2 separate regions of the Homo sapiens genome follow, and region 1 is linked to region 2. The links are chromatin contacts, found by Hi-C or POLR2A ChIA-PET in ENCODE. All regions are on one chromosome and are shown on one strand. Each heading gives the region's core, a stretch centred on a gene start or an enhancer-like site at or near the end of the contact. The rest is flanking DNA. Distances are from core to core; before and after follow the strand shown.

The links. Hi-C counts contacts between places; a loop is a spot of excess contacts on that map. ChIA-PET counts read pairs that join two places held with the same protein, here RNA polymerase II (POLR2A). Pooled maps may share reads with other maps.
Region 1: a pooled map shows a loop between it and region 2 (2.0-fold over the local background). The contact joins two enhancer-like sites. A Hi-C loop is called at or near these places in 20 of 168 maps with a recorded cell type or tissue (GM12878, HCT116, Jurkat and 13 more), 13 of 37 single-sample maps with no recorded cell type and 20 of 50 pooled maps. POLR2A ChIA-PET finds 5 or more read pairs at or near these places in 9 of 52 experiments (A549, A673, AG04450 and 5 more).

What each region holds. Positions count from the first base shown.
Region 1 is chr12:50,325,575-50,329,261 of GRCh38, forward strand. It overlaps FAM186A (family with sequence similarity 186 member A), which reads right to left. Exons shown (of 8, transcript NM_001145475.3): 8 at 1,735-1,830. The coding sequence ends at 1,809. Among named protein-coding and RNA genes, the nearest start is that of LIMA1, 44 kb to the left of the region's middle. Within about 2 kb of position 1,262, at least 7 of the 41 ENCODE cell types and tissues checked have a DNase peak (open chromatin) inside an H3K27ac peak, as active enhancers do.
Region 2 is chr12:50,088,351-50,092,428 of GRCh38, forward strand. It overlaps SMARCD1 (SWI/SNF related BAF chromatin remodeling complex subunit D1), which reads left to right. Exons shown (of 13, transcript NM_003076.5): 6 at 171-287; 7 at 1,534-1,635; 8 at 1,891-2,052; 9 at 2,143-2,240. Among named protein-coding and RNA genes, the nearest start is that of SMARCD1, 5.0 kb to the left of the region's middle. Within about 2 kb of position 2,746, at least 2 of the 41 ENCODE cell types and tissues checked have a DNase peak (open chromatin) inside an H3K27ac peak, as active enhancers do.

The DNA.
Region 1 (3,687 bases), core at 12-2,511, 240 kb after region 2:
ATGTGTTCAAGTTGACAAGGGGTGGACTTGTGATGGTTAATACTGAGTGTCAACTTGATTGGATTGAAGGATGCAAAGTACTGATCCCGCATGTGCCTGTGAGGATGTTGCCAAAGGAGATTAACATTTGAGTCAGTGGGCTGGAAAAGGCAGACCCACCCTTAACTGGGTGGGCACAATCTAATCAGCTTCCAGTGAATATAAAGCAGGCAGAAAAATGTGAAAAGGAGAGAGATGAGAGACGGGCCTAGCCTCCCAGCCTATACCTTTCTCCCATGCCGGATGCTTCCTGACCTTGAACATTGAACTCCAAGTTCTTCAGTTTTGGGACTTGCACTGGCTCTCCTTGCTCCTCAGCTTGTAGACAGCTTATTGTGCAACCTTGTGATTGTGTAAGTTAATACTTAATAAACTCCCCTTTATATATATCCTATTAGTTCTGTCCCTCTAAGAGAAGCCTGACTAATACAATCCCCGTGTTGGAAGCCTGGCCCTCCGCTGTACAGAGTTATTGAGGAAGGAGAACAGGGTCTGGAGGCAGCAAACCTAAGGCTGCACGCCAACTTCCTAGAACTAAATGAAAAGGAAACCCCTAACTTTCCACACACCTAAGTAACAAAAGGACCAGAGGCTACTCCCTTTAACCTTTTTCTGTGAGGCAGATGGGAAATTGGCTGCCCTCAATGAATCAGACTGATTGCAGGCCAGTCTTTGTTTGCATAAAAGTGTAACTTTGAGACCTGGCGTGGTGGCTCATGCCTGTAATCCCAGCACTTTGGGACGGCAAGGCAGGTGGATCACCTCAGGCTGGGAGTTCGAAACCGCCTGACCAACATGGAGAAACACTGTCTCTACTAAAAATACAAAATTAGCCAGGCATGGTGGTGCATGCCTGTAAACCCAGCTACTCGGGAAGCTGAGGCAGGAGAATCGCTTGAACCTGGGAGGCAGAATTTCAAGAACCGAGATCGCACCATGGCACTCCAGCCTGGGCAACAAGAGCGAAACTCTGTCTCAAAAAAAAAAAAAAATAGGAGTATAAGTTTGTAACTTCACCCTAGCCTCTGATTGGTTGCTTTTTGCTGCAACCAATCAGACTGATTGCAGGCTACCGCTTTATTTACATGAGGTGAGCATGAAGTGATCAATAGGCAACTTCTAGAGGGTATTTGGACCCAAGAAGATTCTGTATCCAGGTCCTTGAGCAGCTGCTCGGGCCACTCCTGCACTGTGGAGTGTACTTTTGTTCTCAATAAATCCCTGCTTTCGTTCTTCTGTTGCTTCATTCTTTATTTGCTTTGCTGGGCATTTTGCCCAATTCTTTGTTCAAAATGCCAAGAACCTGGACAACTTGCAGTCACAACCCTCTACTGGTAACATTATGATTTCCCTTCATTACCAATCATAACCACCTTCTAATTCTTCAGGGGTGTCTGCTGGTTTTTAGTTTCCTTCATTATACTCATTTATTTCTTCCTTCTGAGGCATCTTCGGGTTTAGACTGGGAAAGGCAGACTGTGCCACTTTGCCATCATGTTAGGGGCCCATAATGATGTCCCTTTCATGACTCAGCCTACCCCAGGGTTGTTGAACCTTTGTGTTTCCAGTAATGTAGAGCAGAAGATACTCTTTCTTGAGTGGTCATAGTAGTAGCCCAGAAATGAAGATGTTCAACCTGAAGAACTGCAAGGAGAATATAAAAGCAAAGGAAAGACAAAGCAATATATACGCATGAAAGAGAACAAAATAGGCATTTTACTGAAAGATACTGAAATGTACTTTCAACATGCTTGTATTTAATTTTACAGTCATTTGGGAATCTTCTTAACCCTGGAAATGAGACAAGAAAATTAACCTCATTATAAATTGCTTTAAACACATTTGTGGGAATATAGGTGAGTCATAGGGAAAATAAAAGTGCCTCCAGAACTCAAAAAGATAAACTAGTAAAATCTGTATGTAATCCTTTTTTTTTTTTTTTTTTTGAGACAGGGTCTCCTACTGTCACACAGGCTGTAGTACAGTGGTGCCATCTCAGCTCACTGCAACCTCTGCTCCCTGGGCTCAAGCAATCCTCCCACCTCAGCCTCCCAAGTAGCAGGGACCACAGGTGCACACCACCACACCTGGCTGTTTTTTTTGTACTTTTGGTACAGACTGGGGTCTTGCCATGTTGCCCAGGTTGGTCTTGAACTCTTGAGCTCAAGCAATCTACCCGCCTTGGCCTCCCAAAGTGCTGGGATTACAGGTGTGAGCCACTGTGCCTGGCCTGTAATCCATATATATAAAGTTACATAAAGGTGACAGAATGCCTTGAAGACCCAAAATCGGGAAGAAAAGGACTTGGCAATAGCTTATTGCTTATTAGACAGTATTCTTATACCTAAAGTTAGAACATGGCTTAAATATTGATAATTAATGATTGTTATTTCCAAGGATAGACCTGTCTGTATTTTTTAAATTTTCAGTGAACATGCATTACTTAGGCAATTGGAAAAAACTGAATATTATTTTAATGGAATTTTTGTAGGAAAATAATTATATAAATATACAAAGTACTTCAAAGATATTTGGTGTAGCATTGTTTGCAATGTTGAAAAATATCCAAATTTCTATCAGTAGGAGAACAATTCAATAAATTATGATATATCTATACAATGGGCCAGGTGTGCCTGTAATCCCAGCTACTTGGGAGACTAAAGCAGGAGGGGATCACTTGACCCCAGAAGTTCAAGGTTACAGTGAGCTATGATTGTGCCACTGCACTCTAGCCTGAATGACAGAGCACGACCACGTCTCTAAAAACAAACAAAAATACAGATCTACAATGAATATCACACAACCAACAAAATGATGATGTAGCTCTATATTTATTAGCATAGAAAAATTTCAAAGCTGTACTGTTTAATGAAACATATAGTAGGTTTTATTTTTTATTTTATTTTATTTTTTATTTTGAGAGAGTCTTTGTTGCCCAGGCTGGAGTGCAGTGGAGCGATCTCGGCTCACTGCAACCTCTGCCTCCCAGACTCAAGCCATTCTCATGCCTCAGCCTCCTGAGTAGCTGGGACTACAGGTGTGTGCCACCATGCCCAGCTAATTTTTTGTATTTTTAGTAGAGACAGGGTTTCACCAAGTTGGCCAGGCTGGTCTCAAACTCCTGGCCTCAAGTAATCCACCTGCCTCAGCCTCTCAAAGTGCTGGATTACAGGCATGAGCCACCACTCCTGGCCTCGAAGTAGGTTTTAAAACATGTCCAGGCCGGGCACGGTGGCTCACGCCTGTAATCCCAACCTTTTGGGAGGCCAAGGCGGGTGGATCACCTGAGGTCAAGAGTTCAAGACCAGCCTGGCCAACATGGTGAAGCCTCATCTCTACTAAAAATACAAAAAAAATTAGCTAGGCATGGTGGCATGCACCTGTAGTCCCAGCTACTTGGGGAGGCTGAGGCAGGAGAATCACTTGAACCCAGGAGGCAGAGGTTGCAGTGAGCCAAGATTGCACCACTGCACTCTAGCATGGACGACAGAGGAAGACTCCGTCTCGAAAATGAATAAATAAATAAAAATAAAATAGTAAACTGGAAATAAGAGTCTGCAGGGATTTAGCATGAGTAAGAAGTGGTTAGGTCAGAAGGATATCTGACACTTGAAGCTAGTAATGGAATGTAAGGAAAATGAAACTTAA
Region 2 (4,078 bases), core at 1,496-3,995:
ATTGGTTTAATACCTGCAGATGCCTACTTTGCCTATCTCTCTTAAGAGATATTCAGAAGATATTTTTTGAGTTTTTTTCCATTGTTGTTGGGGTTCCTTTTTCATAGGATTTTGTCTTGGGAAGTTTCTTCTGGCCTTTCCTAATGTGATTTTTATTTTCTCTCCTCTAGTCAGCCTTGTCCAAATATGATGCCACTAAACAAAAGAGGAAGTTCTCTTCCTTTTTTAAGTCCTTGGTGATTGAACTGGACAAAGACCTGTATGGGCCAGACAACCATCTGGTAGAAGTGAGTAGCTCTGCCTTCTAGGCTTTGACTCTGATTGGAGGATGATGGACTTGGGAGCCGTATTTTAATGTCTAAGGAGATGGGGAGGTATAAAGTAGTCACTCTAGGTGTACACAGTACCGCTCCAGGTGTACAGTTTGCACATTGACCTCTAGGTGGCACTAGCATGTTTAGTTAGGACCAAGGGCTCTTGTAACCTAACTTGTCCCATCTTTTTAATGTTACTATCCTGGTCACTGCCACCTCTTTCAAGGGAAAGTCTACTGGTGGCCTCTTGTATGTGCCAGGCCATCTCTGTATCTTGCTTGTTAATAATGGTGAGATGTAGTTATCCATTTTTCCTGGCAGCAGTTGCTGTAATTAGAGTGATTGACTGATAGGGTACTAGTACTTGCCAAGGTTACCATTATAGATCTGGGACTTCCTCTTGGTCTCTGCTCTGTTTACATTTACATTCCAATTCACCAAAAATCCTTTATTATGATGCCTGATTGCACAACGTTTTGAAGCCCATGTTAGCAACAGTATTCTTTGGGAAACAGGCAAAACCAGAATGACAGTCCAGCCAGCACTCCAAGTGAACCTAACCTGCTCCTTTCTTTGCCAGTGTAGCTGCAGCCCCTTAACCTCAACCACTAAGAGACATGGGGAGGTCTTTACCATCTAATAAGGGAAGTAAGTCATAGAATCAATAGAAACTTGTAAATATATTTAATTTTATAGCAGTAGAGTATAGTGGCTAAGAATGTGGACTGTAGAATCAGACACATCAGAGCTCAAATGGTGGCTCCGCCACTTACTGGCTGTTTGACCTAGGCAAGTTACTTTATTATGCTGAGCATTAGTTTTCTCATCTGTAAAATAAGTATAATTGTGCCTATCTTGTATAGATGTTCGGGAAGTGAGATAATCCAGGTAAATGTCTTAGAATACTGTCACACATAGTAAGTACTCAGTAAATGATAGCTATGTTACTGTTCACATGTGTATTATCCATTTTGTGGATAAAATTATCACTGGACATTGAGGCTTATTTAAATCAACCACAAACAATTAAAAGGTTAATCTACTTATACACAGACAGTAATCCCAAAGCCATATGCAGTTTTTTAAAATGCCTCATGCTATTACTCTTCTCCAGTAGCCTCAGTAATCAAAGTTGAATATTCAGTCATTACAGAAGCTCTTCCCTCCCACCCCAGCTCTTCCTCTGGGAGAGCACCCCCTGACATCTTCCTCTCTGTAGTGGCACAGGACCGCCACTACCCAGGAGACCGATGGCTTTCAGGTGAAGCGGCCGGGAGACGTGAATGTACGGTGTACTGTCCTACTGATGCTGGATTACCAGGTATTCTGTGGTGGTGTGAGGGGGTCCAGCTTTCACAGCCACATACCGTCAGCAGTCTCACTTTAAAGAGTTTATGTCTAGTTGTGAATAATTTGCCACTTTGGCACAGAGATAGAGTCTTAGTCATCTCTGAGTTCTTCCTAGAATTTTTCTGTCCCAGAAAAAGCACTACATTATTTGTTGAATAGCTTGAATGTATTGCTGCATATAGACGCAGCTAACTAGCTTCATCCCCTATACTTTGGTTCCCTGCAGCCTCCCCAGTTTAAATTAGACCCCCGCCTAGCTCGACTCCTGGGCATCCATACCCAGACTCGTCCAGTGATCATCCAAGCACTGTGGCAATATATTAAGACACATAAGCTCCAGGACCCTCACGAGCGGGAGTTTGTCATCTGTGACAAGTACCTGCAGCAGGTAAGTAATGGACCCATTCTTTTGCTAGAATCCATTAGAACACTAGTTATGCTCAAACTGCTAACCTCGTGCTTCTCCCCTTTGCTACAGATCTTTGAGTCTCAACGTATGAAGTTTTCAGAGATCCCTCAGCGGCTCCATGCCTTGCTTATGCCACCAGAACCTATCATCATTAATCATGTCATCAGGTAGGCCTGTGTGTGGGAGGCAGTGCTGTGCCGGAGCTGCCTTGTGCCGATTTGCACAAGCCAGTTGTCAAATTTTCAGGAATTTTGCAAACAGGTTGTTAAACACAACTGTTACACTGTTACTTACAATTAAATTACATAAACTTATAATTAAATATATTAGACTAAAAGTGGGTAACATATATTCAAAATGTATAACTTCCTAATTATTACATTTTATTGTATTTGTGCTTTTTTTTTTTTTTTTTTTTGGAGACAGAGTCTCACTCTGTTGCCCAGGCTGGAGTCCAGTGGCGCGATCTCGGCTCACTGCAAGCTCCGCCTCCTGGGTTCACGCCATTCTCCTGCCTCAGCCTCCCGAGTAGCCGGGACTACAGGCACCCGTCACCACACCTGGCTAATTTTTTGTATTTTTAGTAGAGATGGGGTTTCACCATGTTAGCCAGGATGGTCTCAATCTGACCTCGTGATCTGCCCGCCGAGCCTCGTGATCTGCCCGCCTCGGCCTCCCAAAGTGCTCGGATTACAGGCATGAGCCACCGCGCCCAGCCTGTATTTGTGCTCTTGAGGTTATTTTTGCCTGTTGTATCCATCTGGCGGAAATATGATATAATGATGTGCTTATGTGTTACTGTGCATCTCTTCCCATGAACAGTAATGTAATGTTGGTAGCTTGAAATCAGAATTTTTTTTTTTTTTTTTGGGATGGAGTTTCACTCTTGTTATGCAGGCTGGAGTGCAATGGCACAATGTTGGCTCACCGTAACCTCTGCCTACTGGGTTCAAGTGATTCTCCTGCCGTAGCCTCCCACATAGCTGGGATTACAGGCATGTGCCACCATGCCTGGCTAATTTTGTATTTTTAGTAGAGACAAGGTTTCTCCATGTTGGTCAGGCTGGTCTTGAACTCCCGACCTCAGGTGATCCACCCGCCTTGGCTTCCCAAAGTGCTGGGACTACAGGCGTGAGCCACCGCGCCCGGCCTTTTGTTTTGTTTTGTTTTGAGATGTAGTTTTGCTCTTGTTGCCCAGGCTGGTGTGCAATGGCATGATCTCAGCTCACTGAAACCTCCGCCACCTGAGTTCAAGCAATTCTCCCTCCCCAGCCTCCCACGTCGCTGGGATTACAGGCACCTGCTACCATGCCCAGCTAATTTTTTTATATTTTTAGTAGAGACGGGGCTTCACCATGTTTGCCAGGCTGATCTCAAACTCCTGACCTCAGGTGATCCGCCCACCTGGCCTCCCAAAGTGCTGGGATTACAGGTGTGAGCCACTGCGCCCGGCTGAAATCAGAATATTTAAAGCCCAAAGATCAGCAAATGCCACACATCTGGGCACTTCCTCCCACTCTCCTTTGGAAGATCAGTTGTTAAACATCTACCAGCTCTTCACTCATGGAAGGGCTCAGCAGCCATCTTTTCTCTGGATGGTACAGCATTCTAGTCCGAGCCTCCCAATTCCATTACCTCTGTTCACTTTTTTGTTTAGAAGCTGGAGAGCAAGGCATCTCTAGATAGGGGGTGAAGAAAATTTCCTTCTCAAAGCAGCGTGTCTCTGTAGTTGGATATAGTCTCTTTGTCTTCCTTCCTTTATTCCATATTAATTCTGGTAAGGGCTTTCTTTTCTTTTCTTTTCTTTCTTTCTTTTTTTTTTTTTTTTTTTTTTGAGACAGACAGAATCTCACTCTGTTGCACAATCTCGGCTCACTGCAACCTCTGCCTCCTGGGTTCAAGCGATTCTCCTGCCTCAGCCTCCCAAGTAGTTGGGATTACAGGCGCATGCCACCACGCCCAGCTAATTTTTTGTATTTTAGTAGAGACGGGGTTTTACCATGTT